Regions from separate parts of the Mus musculus genome. Here region 2 is linked to region 1. The links are chromatin loops, found by intact Hi-C in ENCODE. Cell type or tissue: left cerebral cortex. All regions are shown on one strand.

Region 1 (8,000 bases):
TCTACAGATTCAATGCAATCCCCATCAAAATTCCAACTTAATTCTTCAACGAATTAGAAAGAGAAATCTGCAAATTCATCTGGAATAACAAAAAAACCTAGGATAGCAAAAACTCTTCTCAAGGATAAAAAAAACCTCTGGTGGAATCACCATGTCGGACCTAAAGCTGTACTACAGAGCAATTGTGATAAAAACTGCATGGTACTGGTATAGCAACAGACAAGTAGACCAATGGAATAGAATTGAAGACCCAGAAATGAACCCACACACCTATGGTCACTTGATCTTTGACAAGGGAGCTAAAACCATCAAGTGGAAAAAAGACAGCATTTTCAACAAATGGTGCTGGCACAACTGGCGGTTATCATGTAGAAGAATGCGAATTGATCCATTCCTATCTCCTTGTACTAAGGTCAAATCTAAGTGGATCAAGGAACTCCACATAAAACCAGAGACAGTGAAACTTATAGAGGAGAAAATGAGGAAAAGCCTCGAAGATATGGGCACAGGGGAAAAATTCCTGAATAGAACAGCAATGGCTTTTGCTGTAAGATCGAGAATTGACAAATGGGACCTTATAAAATTACAAAGCTTCTGTAAGGCAAAGGACACCGTCAATAAGACAAAAAGGCCACCAACAGACTGGGAAAGGATCTTTACCTATCTTAAATCAGATAGGAGACTAATGTCTAATATATATAAAGAACTGAAGAAGGTAGACTCCAGAAAATCAGATAACCACATTAAAAATGGGGTGCAGAGCTAAACAAAGAATTCTCACCTGAGAAATACCGAATGGCTGAGAAGCACCCGAAAAAATGTTCAACATCCTTAATCATCAGGGAAATGCAAATCAAAACAACCCTGAGATTCCATCTCACACCAGTCAGAATGGCTAAGATAAAAAATTCAGGTGACAGCAGATGCTGGCGAGGATGTGGAGAAAGAGGAACACTCCTCCATTGCTGGTAGGATTGCAGGCTTGTACAACCACTCTGGAAATCAGTCTGGTGGTTCCTCAGAAAATTGGACATAGTACTACCGGAGGATCCCGCAATACCTCTCCTGGGCATATATCCAGAAGATGTTCCAATTGGTAAGAAAGACACTTGCTCCACTATGTTCATAGCAGCCTTATTTATAATAGCCAGAAGCTGGAAAGAACACAGATGCCCCTCAATAGAGGAATGGATACAGAAAATATGGTACATTTACACAATGGAGTACTACTCAGCTATTAAAAAGAATGAATTTATGAAATTCCTAGGCAAATGGATTGACCTGGAGGGCATCATCCTGAGTGAGGTAACCCAATGACAAGAGAACTCACATGATATGTACTCACTGATCAGTGGATATTAGCCCAGAAACTTAGAATACCCAAGATACAAGATACAAAGTACATGAAACTCAAGAAGAACGAAGACCAAAGTGTGGACACTTTGCCCCTTCTTAGAACTGGGAACAAAACACCCATGGAAGGAGTTACAGAGACAAAGTTTGGAGCTGAGACAAAAGGATGGACCATCTAGAGACTATCAAATCTGCGGATCCATTCCATAATCAGCTGCCAAACGCTGACACCATTGCATACACTAGCAAGATTTTGCTGAAAGGAGTCTGATATAGCTGTCTCTTGTGAGATTATGCCAGGGCCTAGCAAACACAGAAGTGGATGCTCACAGTCAGCTATTGGATGGATCACAGGGCCCCCAATGGAGGAGCTAGAGAAAGTAACCAAGGAACTAAAGGGATCTGCAACCCTATAGGTGGAACAACAATATGAACTAACCAGTACCCCCTGGAGCTCGTGTCTCTAGCTGCATATGTATCAGAAGATGGCCTAGTCAGCCACCAGTGGAAAGAAAGGCCCATTGGTTGTGCAAACTTTATCTGCCTCAGTACAGGGGAATACCAGGGCCAAGAAGTGGGAGTAGGTGGGTAGGGGGGTGGGGGGGAGGGTATGGAGGACTTTTGGGATAGCATTGGAAATGTAAATGAGGAAAATGCCCAATAAAAAAATTTAAAAAAAATGAAGAAGGACAGTGACAAATCTTGCTGGCAGTAGTTCATGCCTTTTTGTTTGTTTGTTTGTTTGTTTTTTTTTGAGTTTGAGGTGTGTGTTGACCATTTCCATTTGAAAGAATTCTGGGTAAAGTCTAGGTCATTCAACAAGTTCTTACAAGGCCAATATCAAAGAGGAAAAAGAGAAGGAGATTTCAAGGCTGCCCTTGAGGGGCTAACAGTCTGTCTTCAAAATGTATTACCCATGCCATTTTCTGACCTTAACCAGTACTATAAAGTGAGTAGGTTGGTGTTGGGTATCTAGGAATAGGGTAGCATGCACTGTAGTAACAAGTATAAGAAACAGTTTGCTACGTTTAGAGTGTATTTTAAGTTTTGTGATTCACAATGTTTAAGATAGTGAAGCATAAATCTATAGCTGTTCACTGTTAATTCATTAATCACACTGAACAATGATGGCAGACACGGGAAATACAAAGTTAAATGATAAGTCTGTTCTCAAAGAAAGTTTAGGACAGGGAAACGCTCCATTAAGACCTGTGTGGTAATGCCATACATCTTAAAGGATAATAGTGTATAGACAGATGGTGGCTCTGGAAAGGAAGTGGAGAAAACGGATGAGAGCCCCTTTCTTTACCCAGTCCTGTGACCTGCAGTGAGTTGTTGGTGCTTGCTGACATGACAGACAGCCACTGCTGAGAGATTCTGGGTGGAAGGACAGAGTGGCCCAGAGGAGATGCCTAGCCATTTGTTTGCATGGTACCACTCTGAGGAGCATCGCTAAGGAAAAGAGCCAATGCCCGTAAAGGTGATTGTTGACTGTATGCCCAGAAACCAGGAAAACAAACTATCAGCTAAATAAATCATGCCTTCTTCCACCAGACCTTAGCTACACCTATAATTACACTTCTACAGGAGAGGTTTCATCAGGCTGTCCAGCAAACTCAGCAGGAAACAGCATAGTGCAGAGATGTCAAGAACTCCAGGATTTGAACCAACATTCTCCAGCTTTCTTCCCCATTAAATAGTGATTTCTGTTTTCCTGGATTAGGTTGGCTGGCTTGTTGTTCCTGCTAAATATTGACACAGCCCAACAGACTCATGTTTATGGGAAGGAGTTTAGAATCCAAGAAACCCAGTGACTGGAATACATTGTGGGTTGCAGTGCATGTCCCACGAGTCTTTCAAATGTATTTTTTTGCTTTGCCACAGTTAATTATTGGAAGAGGGGAAGGTGTTCTACAGCGGGCTGTTTCTTAAAGCATTGCTTCCCCAAGTGCTTAACATTAATATTAAATACATTCCCTTGATTTTATATCGAGATGTGGATGTATCCCCCACCTCAACGGAACAGCATAACTAAATTTGAAGTGGACTTAAATTCTTGGACTACAAACGTCTGTTAGTTGCTTTCACCAGAGTGCCTTATTTAAAAGCTCTGACTATTTTAAACCCGAATCCTACTCAGATCCCGAAAGAGTAGGACCGGTGTTCCAAAGACTTAAAATGAAAAAAAAAAAAAAAAAATTCCATGAAGAAACCAGCTCAAACAGCAGGACGAGTCATTCATCCAGCGAGGCAAACTTGCGGAAACTGCCAAGTTGGCAAACTTACCGGGGGAACCCAACCTGACTGCAAAGTTGACCTAAGCTCCAGAGCCGGGACCGCGGAGACCTGCTCCCCGCGGGGCTCGCCGAGATCCGCGAGGGGCCGAAGGGGCGCCCCGCTGCCCGGAGCACCACCGCCCGCCCCTGAGACCCGCCTCACCCCTTCCCCGGCCCGCAGCAGATTCCCAAGGCCCGCGGAGGCGGGGAGCAAGCGGCCTGCGAACGAGACTCGGGACTCACCGGCTTCTCCGTGGGACCCGACGGCGAGGCGCTCGCTGCCCGGACGGACTCCCAGTCCCACGCGGAGCCCGAATCTCGCTGCCCAGCACAGCCCGCTCCGCAGACCCCGCCCCTCGGCCGCCGCGCGCACAGCGCCCCCTGCCGGAGACCAGCTCCTGCTCACACCCAGGGGCTTCGCTGCGGCCGCCGTGGGAGGGGCGTCGCCGGGGGCGAATCCTTGGCTGTGCAAGGGGGACCCAGGGTCACCAGCAGGGCTCACTGGAAACCGACTGGGACCTGGTCGAAATCTGCAGTTGTGCATTTCGCCTGTTGCCGGGCGACGCTGTAGTGATCCTGGATCCCACACTTGGAGACCAACTGCTCTGTAGCGATTACGCCGTCCGCGGTGGAGCGCTCTTCCAACAGAGCAGTTTCTCAGACGACTAGCTGTTAGGACAGTCAGAGGATGAATCTGAGTTTGTGAGTGACTTTTACACCGGGTTTATTTGTTTATTGTAGCTATGTGAATGAATATTATGATACACACGTGGAGGTCAGATGATACCTCGGTGTGGTGGTCACAAGAAGCACAGGGTTGAGAGGATTTAAAAATAACCCGTAGCTCTGACGCTAGGGACCACCCTCCGTTCACCACAGAGTTTTGCAGATTCAACTCAGACTCTAGACACTAACGACCAAGGTGGAGCTGCGTCTCCAACCTGAGTGTTGTTTTTAATGTGACCCTGGGTCACAAACTCCTCTTTTTCTGAGATCAGCCTACTTCTGCCTCCCGAGTGCTGGAATTAAAGGGATGATCTGAACTCCACTGTCCTGCGTGTCTTAGTGCTCCGTGGATAATGTTTGGGTTCACTGACTCCCATCAGATAGTGTAAAAGGCCTTTGAAGATTAAATTACCCCGGCCTGACACCTTGTGGCAAAATAGACGCTTGCAGCTTTTATTTCCAAGGAAGAAAATCATTAGACCGAGGGTTAGGGAAACTTCTAGTTAGTGGGCTAAGACTCACAACCACAGGGGTTCTGTTCCCAGCACGCAGTTGTTCTTCAGTTTCCCATTTTCTGGCGTGTATCTTAAGAATAAAGTTGATACACCAGAAGGGTAAATAAATTAGGTCCTATAAATAAGTCTGTACACCCAAACTGCACTCAAATACCTTCATCACGTTTGTTTGTTTGTTTATTTATTTATTGTAGGTATGTGGATGAATGTTACTGCATGCACGTGGAGGTCAGATGATAACTAGGTGTGGCAGTCCCAAGAAGCAAGGGTTGGGAGGATTTCAAAATAAACCTGTATTGTAGCTCCAAGTCCAGAGATTGCCCTCCTCCCACAATGGAGCTCTGCAGGTTCCAACTGTAAGTCACAAGGACACTTTACCAACTGAGCTGGGTCTCCAACCTGAATATTTTTGTAATGTGGTTCCGGGTCAAGGGCTTCCCGGTTTGATGACTCCATGTGCCTTTGAAGGATAATTTCTGGACCCTATAGTGCATCTGACTGCCATTTTAGAAGTAAAGAGAGTAATGTGGTGTGAAAGATAAAGTAGAGAAGATGCAAGTGAGACTGATTATGATGGGAGACCCGGGTAAAGAGAGGCTGAACGTCACCGGCACATTCTGTATCACATGAATGTGGCTAAAGAATTAAAATTAAAAATAGCTAGTAGGGCATACACAGCAGAGGACTGCCTAATCTGGCTGCAATAAGAGAATGCACCTAACCCTTGAGACACTTGAGGCCCCAGAGAATGGGGAGGCCTGGTTGGGTGACTCTGTGTGTGTGTGTGTGTGTGTGTGTGTGTGAGACCCTCTTGGAGACGGGGGTGGGGGGAGGAATGGGATGGGGACTTGTTAGAGGGCAGAACAGGAGGGGTGAAACGACTGGACCGTAAAAAAGATTAAAGATAAAATATAAATAGCTAGTCAGGGTACTACTTAGCTCCACCTCAGGTCTCCTGGCCCTTACACAATCTGATTTTGTTTTTAATCACAGAGAAGTAGTTAAAGACTTTGTCATAGCTGAAAAAGCCAACCTAGGTGTATTAACACCTCTCTTCCTCCTTCCTATCCTGCCTTTTTCACCTCTCTCCCTCCTTTCTTCCTCTCCTCCCTCCTTTCCTTTCTTTCTGTTCCCCCCCCCCCCCCACCTCCTGGGGTTTTGAGCCCAAGGCTTCATGCTGGCATTAAGGGGACCGATCAGAATCTGCTTTCTCTCATTGCAGATGGAGTTCTGGCAATGGTCATTCTTGGCTTTCGGTCTACTTTGGGTAGCATCTGTTTGTGTCCATGCATTTCTTCTTGCTCAGGGCTATCATGTTCCTAAGAGAGGATCGCTTATGCTCAGCAACACAGACCTCTTCTCACAGCTTTTCTGAGTTCTCTTAGCACCTTGGATTCCCATTTCATCTTTTTTTTTCTTTTAACACAAAAATACCTAAGTGCTAATAATGCATATTTGTAGGGGGTTGGTCAGGTGCTGCTTGCATTCAAATGCTATGTTCTGTACCCCAAGATCTGGTTGCTTCAAGATGAGAGGATCCTCCTGTATACCAGCCTTTGTTGCGTAAACCCTGCTCCCCAATTTAAAACTATTGGTTAAATAAAACTGTCAATAGCCAATTACTGTGTGGGGGGGTACAGGGAGGTAGAGTTTGAGTTACTGGGCTAGGAGATCACAGGTAGGAACCACAAGGACATAGGGGATGGGGGAGAGTGGAGAGGGGAGAGGGGAAAAGGGAGAGGAGAGAGGAGAGGGGAGAGAGAAGGAAGAGGTGAGAGGCAAGAGGCAAGAGGAGAGGAGAGGAGAGGAGAGGAGAGGAGAGGAGAGGAGAGCGAGTCTGAGAGAGAAGAGATAGAGAACAGGAGGTCTCCTAATATTAGCCCTGATGGACCAGCACTCTAGGATGCCAGACTCATGGAGCAGAAATAACCCAGAGAATTTGGGTTAAACAAATTTGGGGAACACAGTGTTGTAGTAGCCACATCTTGGGGGGTCAGTATTTAGCATATGAATACATAGCAATACCAGACCAACCCCTACACATATCCCTTCAGTCCATTAATAAGTACTTACTAAGAACACCACATTATAAGAAAACCCGTAGTCAACTAACGTGAGCTCATGGGATCCCATAGAGACTGAACTGACAACCAGGGAGCCCATATGGGTCTGACCTAGGCAATTCTGCGTATATTATGGTTGTGTAGTTTGCTCTTCTTATGGGGCTCGTAATAGTGGGAGAGGGGGCTTTCTCTGACTCTTTTGCCTCGTTTTTGGACCCTTTTTGTCCTACTGGGTTGCATAGTTCCAGCTTTGATATGAGGGAAGGTGCCTAGTCTTGGTGCAACTGGATATCCATGGGAGGCTGGCCTTTTTCTGAAGGGAAATGAAAGAATAGATGTGTGTGTGCGGGAGGGGGCAGGGATAGAGGGAGAGACTGGGAGGAGAGGAAGGAGGGGGAACTGTGGCTAGCATGTAATAATACACAAGAGAAAAAACAATAAAAGAATGCTGTGTTACATGCAGTGTTGTGTAAATTCAATCTAGTTACTTAGAGTCCTGCAAAAACATTGTACTTAGAAGACAAATATCTGTAATCAAAGCGCAAGAAAACAGAAAACAACAAGGAAGCTCCAAGATGAATTTGACTCCAAGTTTGAACTTCCTATCAGCTTCATTATCTCTTTTTTGAAAGTCATTTGAGATGTGGGTTTATGTTTAGCATAGTGATGGAAATCCCTCTGCATCATTTAGAGATAGCAGCCAACGATCGTATACGTATGTATTTGTAAATATACAGGGAACGAACTCATGACTGGGGCTATGGGCAGACACAGAACAGACGTTTGTTAAAGAGAAGAGGAAATGGAGGCGAATCTGCTTCTCCAACTTCCCTTCCCCTACTTTGATGGAAATCCCGACTGATGCTGTGCACCGAGGAAGAACTGGGGAAGGGCAGAGGGAATAGTCATGGTCTTCTAGTAAATAAGAAAGGGTAGGAAAAGGGAAAGGAGATAGTTGGGGCAGCTCTGGACTAACAGACATAAGGATAGGAACACAATGGGACAGGCATTTAAGATGTAGGAAAAGAGACCAATTAAGGTGAATGAAGGTGAGATAAAGCCTTGTA
Region 2 (8,000 bases), 790 kb before region 1:
CCTGGGCTGGAGTTCTGGTTGCATAAGAAGAAAGCTGGGTACCAGAAACCATAGCTGTCTGCTTTCTGACTGAGGATGCAGTGTGACCAGCCACCTCAAGCTCAGGACGCCACGGTTAATAGTCTCTTTCCAAAGGTGTTTATGTCAGGTATTTGTCATAACAACAAAACAAGTAATTACTACGCTGCCTGTAGTGGTTTGAAGCGCAGGGCTTCCATGGGCTCCTAGGTTTGAAAGCTTGGTCCTCTGTTGATGGACTGTTTGAGAAAGATGTGGCCTTGATGGTGAAGGTGTGTGTCACTACAGGAGCCCTTAGTAAGCCCACCTCAAACCCAATCTGTCTGTCTCTTCCTCTTCCTCTTCCTCTTCCTCTTCCTCTTCCTCTTCCTCCTCCTCCTCCTCCTCCTCCTCCTTCCTCCTCTCTCTTCTCTTCTCTTCTCTTCTCTTCTCTTCTCTTCTCTTCTCTTCTCTTCTCTTCTCTTCTCTTCTTCTTCTTCTTCTTCTTCTTCTTCTTCTTCTTCTTCTTCTTCTTCTTCTTCTTCTTCTTCTTCTTTCTCTCTCTCTCTCTCTCTCTCTCTCTCTCTCTCTCTCTCTCTCTCTCTCTCTCTCTCTCTCTCTCTCTCTCTGCTTGCTGCCCATAAATTGGATATAAAACCCTCGGCTACTGATGTAACATTGCGCCTTTCTGCCTCACACCATGGTAATCACGGACTAACCTGTAAAACTGTAAGCAAGCCCCTCCCCCACCCCCATTAAATGCTTTCTTTTATATGAGTGGCCTTGTTCATGGTGTCTCTTTACAGCCATAGCTCAGTAACCATGACACCATGCATGCAATAAATCGAGCCACACTGAATGCTGGCGTGGCTTTCTCTGATAAACAATAAATGTGGAGGTATGACGACACCAGATTTGTGCCTCATCAAACTCCTGGAGCCTCATGTGGACATGGTAGGCCTGAAACTGGGAGATAAATAAGGTGGTCCCAGGAGGAGGCTGAGGGAGGGGCTCTTACCTGGTGAGTACAAGGTCTGCATGATAAGCACCAGAAGTAGCTAATGCCGCCCCGTTCAGTCCGCACTTGCCAGATGCCTCCTTTTACTGCTTACTCTCAGCGCTGTCATACGTGACCACGCCTGTTTTACGTGGATACCTGGGATTGGAACTCAGGCCCAGGCCCTCAGGTTTGATCAACTCTCACCCGTTGGGCACTTCCTGAGTCTAACCCCCAACTTGTTTCCAGTGTTAATGGCAGGAAGATATATGTGGTCTAGAGCAGCTCTCCCACAATGGGAGATGTGAACCCCAACTACAAACTGCTTTAGCTGGCAAAGAGAACATGGCATGATACCTATCACCTTCATAAAAACGTTAGTCCCTTCTTTGGTTATCTTTCCATTCTTTTGAGAATATCAAGAAGAAAAGCTTCATCTCATCTGGGTGTTTGTTTTTACGACCTCCCAGGCACTCGGCTCTCACTCCCTTAAGGGAAGTAGGACTTAGGTTCAGGATCCGGGGTGGGTAAGATCAAACTTAATATTACGTACCCCTTACGTATTTTCATTGGTTTCATTTTACCTTGTTTTCTATTATGGGAATGCTTAAGGGATCTCTGGTTTTTTGAAGTCATATGAACAAGCAAAATTACTTGAAAGGAGTTTATTGAAAGGAAAATATTAAGCCACTGAGAGAGGCCATGCTACATACAGCAGAGATCTCAGATACAGAGACAGAAAAGCTGATTGAGGGGCTGTGTTGGTGGAGGAGGGGAGAGCAATACTGAGTCCATCAATAGTGAGATACCCCTAGAAAGGAACTACAGGGTAGGTGGCTTTCAGGACAAAATGCTAGGAAGGAGCATATTTGGTTCTACCCTGCACACATAGAGGAGGTGACTGGGGACTCCTCAGGACTGCCCCCAGAGCAGAGCAAATGCATATAAAGATGGGACAGGAGTCTCTACACTGTTTTAAACTTCTTTGCTTGCTATTTTTATACACATCTCAATCACATTAATGTTACTTTCATTATACGTTATGATTTTAGTGTCCCTGTATGGTCTTAAATATATTCATTTTTCTCCTTCTCTTGACACCCACTTACTCGCTAAGCCCAGGATCTCCCCGGAACCTATGTGTCATCATCCTTACCTTATTTCAAGTTATACATCCACACTCCTAACTGGTCTTTTGAAAATCAGACTTGATCAACTGTTACTCTGTGAGTCAAAAGCTTCACACTGTGGCCAAACCCCGTCTCCCCTGACACACTTAAGCTGCTGGCTGAGGCCTGCAGAACCCCCTTCTCCGCTTATCTAATTGTTTACACATTCTTGTCCCTTCATACTCTCCCACTGGTCCTTCAGTGCCTGCATCTGGCACATTCTCCCGTTAGCCACACAATGTTCCCACATGCAGTTCTGAAGTCTGGACATCTGTGCCCTCTCCATGTAATTAGCTGCTAATTAATTTTTCAGTCCTGTGTTGAAACCTTGTTCTCAGGTCAAGTCCCACGACCTGTGCACCAGGGCAGGATTCCTGTCATACGCAACACCACAGCTTCATAGCAACTGCCACAGATTAAATTTTAGCAAGTGTTTACTTTGCACTCTGATTTCTTTGTTTGTTTTCTCTTTTACTTTCTATTTCTTTTGCCTATCAAGTCTACGGCATAAAGTGGGCACTAAATATCTATTGAATAAACTACATAGACTTGAACTGGTATCAGGAGGAGCCCATGACTGAACTCAGTCGCCTTCAAAATAAAGGCTGTACAAGGTGTGTGTTTCCCATGCTATTTAACTCTGTACTCCTAAAGAACAGAAACGAATGCTCTCGTTTCCTTCTAAAAACCGGACAGCCAGGTGACTGAAGAGAAAGGCTGCGTACAGGGCTCCAGGGAAGAAGGTTTAGTACGTGTCCACACTTGTCCACAAAGAGCATCCACCTTCCATCGCCTGAGTGTCATCGCCACGTGAAATGCAGGACAGGACCACTAAGGCTGTCCCTTTACATAGGGGACTAGGTGAAGCCAAGAATTCCTATGAAATTACTCTAAACATGACAAAGTTCATCCCGTGAGAAATTCATTGATTATATTTTACACAAACTGCAAATGCAATGGGCCCTCTTTCTGAATGCAGTGGCAAGGAGCTGCACTGTAACTTGCGCAGTGTATGTCACCTTTAGCGTAGTTGGTTGTTATTCCCTGATGCACCTTGCTGCCCCCGAGAAGCACAGGGAAAGGCTGCTGAGCTACAAAGTGGCTCAGTTCAAGAGCAGATCACTTGGCAAGGAAGACAACGGTCTTGGTCTCAAGAGCTGAACTTCCTGGCTCCCAGAGGACCGGGAAGTCTCCAGGAATCCCCTTTGTCATTCTTTCCCTTTCAGCACACACATATATGAAAATGTGTCTGGGCGGGTATGTATCGTGTAAGTGTACCCATATATACACACCAGCCCCCTCTTCAGCATTTCATCAGTGACTTGACGTGGAAATAGAGGAATTGTGTAGCTGGCCTTTGCTACTTTGTGGGTTCTTCTTTTTTCCACCCTTTATCCCCTCGGTTTCACTCCCTAATACTAGATAGGAGAGAAACAAGGATAGAATAAAAAGAAAGCCCTGCATCTAACTTATTTCTTTGGTTTTTCTTTGGCTATGGCTACTAACAAGCCTCAACCAACCTCCCTTAATGACCAACTACCACCTCCCCTGCATCTCGGGAGCCTAGCATCTATGCATCTTCTGGAAACTTCCCAGAATTCCAAAGGTTACACAACTGCAGAAAATTATCTGCAGTTGTCAAGACCACACTTCTGTTAGCGCACTGGGCAAGTCATAGTCAGCTGCTGTGGATAACGAAGCAGCCCCACACCCCTACACCAGGGATTAAAACAAAAGCACATTCTTATAATATTTCTGTATTTTCAAAAGAAACCAAAATCCCAGAATTCTCAAAAAATGTCACTACAGAGCTGTTTTACACTTTTAGATGAACAGAGCAGAGGAGGTTGGTGGGCTGGGGATATAGCTCAGGGTGTGCAGTATGCACTCAGCATGCACAAGACCCTAGCTTAAATCACAAATGCCCCCCAAAGTGGTGAGGGTGCTTAATATTTAGCAAAGCAGAAACAACTGTCCACCCAGTGCAGCGGAAGCTGGCGACAATACGCGTAAAGGCCAGGCCTCATGCTCTACTCAGTGCTCCATGATGGAAAGAGACATAAGCTACACTAAAAACAAAAGCCCATGCTGAGCCCCTGATGCTTGCACTTGGTATCCACACTGAACATGGGAGTGGCCAGCGACTTTTTCTAATCAAATGAATACAAGGAAGGTAAGATCTCAATTGTTGGGTCAGTTGATAACTCCCATTGGGTTAAAAGTCCTATTTGCTTACTGGCTTTTTGGAAGCAAACAGCTATGGTCGGAAGATTTAGAGACAAGAAGCTGTGGTTGACCTAAGCCAACAGCCAGCAAAAAGCCTAGCCAGTCATCACTCCAATAGCCAGCTGGAAACTGTTTCCAGCAACCACATGAACTTGGATGTCTACCCTTATCCAGTTACCTTAGTTAAACTTGCAAGCCCTAGCAGATTCATTGATTGTATCTTTGTGAAATCAGGAAGCAGAGGAAACATCTTGTCCAAGTCTGGAAACTCCCAACCCACAGAAATTTTGAGGCAATAATCATGCATTGATTTGGTAAGATTTTGGTGATGCTGTTACACAGCAAAGAAGAGCTTGGGCTGTGTCTGGTGTGAGGAATATGGCAGTAGGAGATCCTGCACAGGAAAATGACTGAAGAAAGAAAAGGCAGAGAGCATTACATAGAAACGACCAGTAGGGGGAGCCTAGAGACCGAGCAGTAAAAGCTGCCTAAGCACGGGCCTCAGACAGGGGCTGGAATTACTCGCTGGAGGCTCAGCTGCACTGGATTGAAAGGGAGGATGTTTCCAAATATTTGCAGTGTTTTCACCATGGCCAACGTCTAGATGGAAAGGAACCCGAGTAAGGAAGTAAGTGCAGCTTCTGGAAACTGCGCAGTACAGAATCAGATAGCAATGGTGAGGCTCAGCAGAGCTGGCCACACCACGGACTCCTCTATAAGCATGGAGAAAATATCCATTAAAACAACAAGACAAAGGAGACTATGAAGATATCCATGCAAGTATGGGGACTTGGCATGTGCTGGGAAGGCAGAGACACGTAATCCCTGAGGACTGCTAGGCGAGCTGTACAGGCGAGCTGGCGAGCTCCGGTCTTAGTGAGAGACGCTGTCTCCACCTACAAGGTAGAGACCGAGGAATGACAGTCAACATCTACCTTTGTCTGTTATGCCCATGTGAACACATGTATACATGCAATCATGTACATGCGCATATACACAGATGCACAAACAGATCAAAATGAAGGAGAGAGCTGAGGAAATATCTCCGTTAGCAAAGTACTCGCTATGTGAACATGACGACATGAGTTAGATCCCAAAACCCAGTTAGATGTGGTAGTTCCATGTTTGTAATCTCTGTGCCAGGGAGGCAGGAACAGGAGGCGAGATCCCTTGGGCTTGCTGGCCAGCCAGTCTGGTTTGCCTGAGTTCCAGAGACAGACCATGTCTCAAAACTCCAAGGTGGAAGATTCCTGAGGAATAACAATTGAGGTCCTCTGGCCTCCACACGTACACGTACACGTACACACATGAACGAAGTACACACATGAACGTGTACCAATGCATAAACTGCACACACTTGTGCGTGTGCACATGCTCTCTCTCTTGTGTACACACACACACACACACACACACCCCAAAATATTTACTGAGATATTCACACTCCAAACAATCACTTTAACTGGCCCAAAGGAGAGCAAAGATATGTCAACTATCCTAAACTCACAGATAATATGCTAGGCCTGGGGCCTCTGACTGCCCCAGTCTAACTACCTAACCCACCCTCAGGGGCTTCTGATAAATGACTTGTAGATTTGATTGATTGCCTAAGTCTGGGTCCAGAGGCCACAAAAGATTTGCAGAAGAGAGACCAAACAGCTGTTAGAAAACCCGAGGAGAAACACAACCAACCAACTTAAAAATTATTTCAGAAAATGTCTTGTAGAACCAGAGTCCTCCAACTAGAGCAGCTCACTTAAAATATTTTGTTTCCATCTTCTCCAGTGTCTCCATCTTTCTCTTCCCTGTTGCTTTGAATGCCTGTCTGCTTAAACGGGATGCCCTCACTGCTTCACTGTTGTCTCAGTGACTGCTTTGCAGAGTGAGTGAGTTACTGTAACAGGGCCTCAGACAGGATGAGATGTGCAATGAGATGTGCAGGCAGCAGCCAGTGGGACAGCTCTGCACTGGGGGTGGGGGTGGGGGTTGAGCATAATCTCCATACAAATGCAGCCTGCCCACTGGAGCACCACAGCAGAGCTTCCAAGGGACCCAACAAAAGGATCTGGGGACAGGAGCACTAGATAGGAGCTCGGTTACTCACTATGTATTCCTTCAAGTAGCAGCAGTGTGGGGGCAGGTGGAACTGTGTCACCAGGCAGAAAAACTGGTAAGGTCAAGTTGATGAAGGAACCGGGATTCCTGTCCTGGAACACAGTGACCACCAAGACATCCCACTAAGAGGACCAGGACAACTGGTCAGGTAGCGCAGAGCCCAGAGCTCTCCATACTAATGAGGTATTTAGATGGCTTGGACTTGAGGGCTTAGCTAATAAATACTTTTTGCACGAAGCAAAAAGTATTTAATCTCTGGTCCACTCTGAGTAAGTTGTATACATCCATTTTCTATCATGAATAAACACTTTGGACAAGCAAGGACTCTCCTTCCTCAAAGACCACCAATTGAGGAAGTCTTAGTCAATACAGAGCCATGCTAAGTCTCCTGCTGAAGGCCTCTCTGCACTCCTGACACCCACTCTGGGCTAAGCAGGATTTCCTCCACCCCACTCATCTCAGGCCCATGGTTACCCCCACCCCTCTTTCTCAACTACTTGCAGTTCCTAGCAGCATTTGAGTACCCATGCATTAGAGAACTGCAGCCTGGCCCCAGCCTGCACCGTTTCTCACCCAGAGAAGCTCCGGCCGGGGCCCCTATCTTATGCTATGTTTCACCTCCCCTGAACAGCATGCCCCATGAGCCCAGCACCCAGATGATGGTGAGAAATGAATGTAGCCTCAACCTCTGCACTTCATCTCCCCGAATGGTGTTCACACACCCCAGTGGTGAGGTGACGCGCAGAACCACACAGCATCAGGGTGGCTCTGGAGTTAGAAGCTACAACAGCACAAACGCCAATGGATTCTGAGAGTATGGGTCTGAGAGCCCCTGCTTAGCAAGACTCATTCTAACAACCTGCCACCCTTAAGCTAGAATGCACAAGCAGGGCAGAGGCGGTCATGGCCACGGGTGCACCCTCACCAACATGAGATTATTTGTTCAGACAGCACCTGGGACGAGGGGTGGAGGCAAACTGGAGCTTGCGGCCATGGGCAGCTGGGATAGTTCAGACTTGGGAACTGGCTCTGTGTTTTGCAAATCAGAACTCAACAAATTCCTTCCTTTCCTCTCTGGACCGTTGCTTAGGTAACAGTGCCTCCCAACACTCCTGGACACAAATAGTGACACTGCTCCATGCACTGAAACCCTTTGCTTCAGCTGAGACCAGTTCAATGATAAATGTTAATGTTGATTCGGATCGCCTCAAAGTTCAACATGATAAAGCTGCCAATTGTGAAACACCTATATTCCCAAAACTAGTTTAAAAATATATTTACGGTAATTAGAATGATGTGTCCCCGATTACCCTTGGGCATGTGAATATTTGGTCTCTAGTTGGCTGCTGTTTTTAGTCCACCAGGAGGTATGGTCTTGCTAGAGGAAGTATGGCCCTAGGCGCAGGCTTTGAGGCTTCAAAACATATGTGCTGTTTGCAGTGAGCTCTTTCTGCTTGTTTGTAGCTCAGGATCCAAGTTGTTGGTTGCTGCTCTAGAAG

The links. Peaks named below come from ENCODE experiments on the same cell type or tissue, not always from the same donor. Only the 100,000 strongest peaks of a DNase experiment are listed, where the experiment ranks them.
Region 2: it touches region 1 in a loop (6-fold over the local background); 9 of 42 quality-filtered maps call a loop at or near these places.

What each region holds. Positions count from the first base shown.
Region 1 is chr5:5,745,375-5,753,374 of GRCm38, forward strand. It overlaps Steap1 (six transmembrane epithelial antigen of the prostate 1), which reads right to left and starts at 3,943. Exons shown (of 5, transcript NM_027399.3): 1 at 3,873-3,943. It overlaps Gm46900, which reads left to right. Exons shown (of 2, transcript XM_017321192.2): 2 at 3,077-4,816. The coding sequence starts at 3,557. The coding sequence ends at 4,240. In left cerebral cortex, CTCF peaks have their summits at 4,022 (motif pointing left), 4,221 and 4,793 (motif pointing left); DNase peaks (open chromatin) are centred at 3,664, 3,995 and 4,781; H3K4me3 peaks cover 1,241 bases.
Region 2 is chr5:4,957,284-4,965,283 of GRCm38, forward strand. The region is part of intron 10 of Cdk14 (cyclin-dependent kinase 14); the gene reads right to left. Among named protein-coding and RNA genes, the nearest start is that of Fzd1, 200 kb to the left of the region's middle. In left cerebral cortex, a CTCF peak has its summit at 4,840 (motif pointing right); DNase peaks (open chromatin) are centred at 2,154 and 4,856.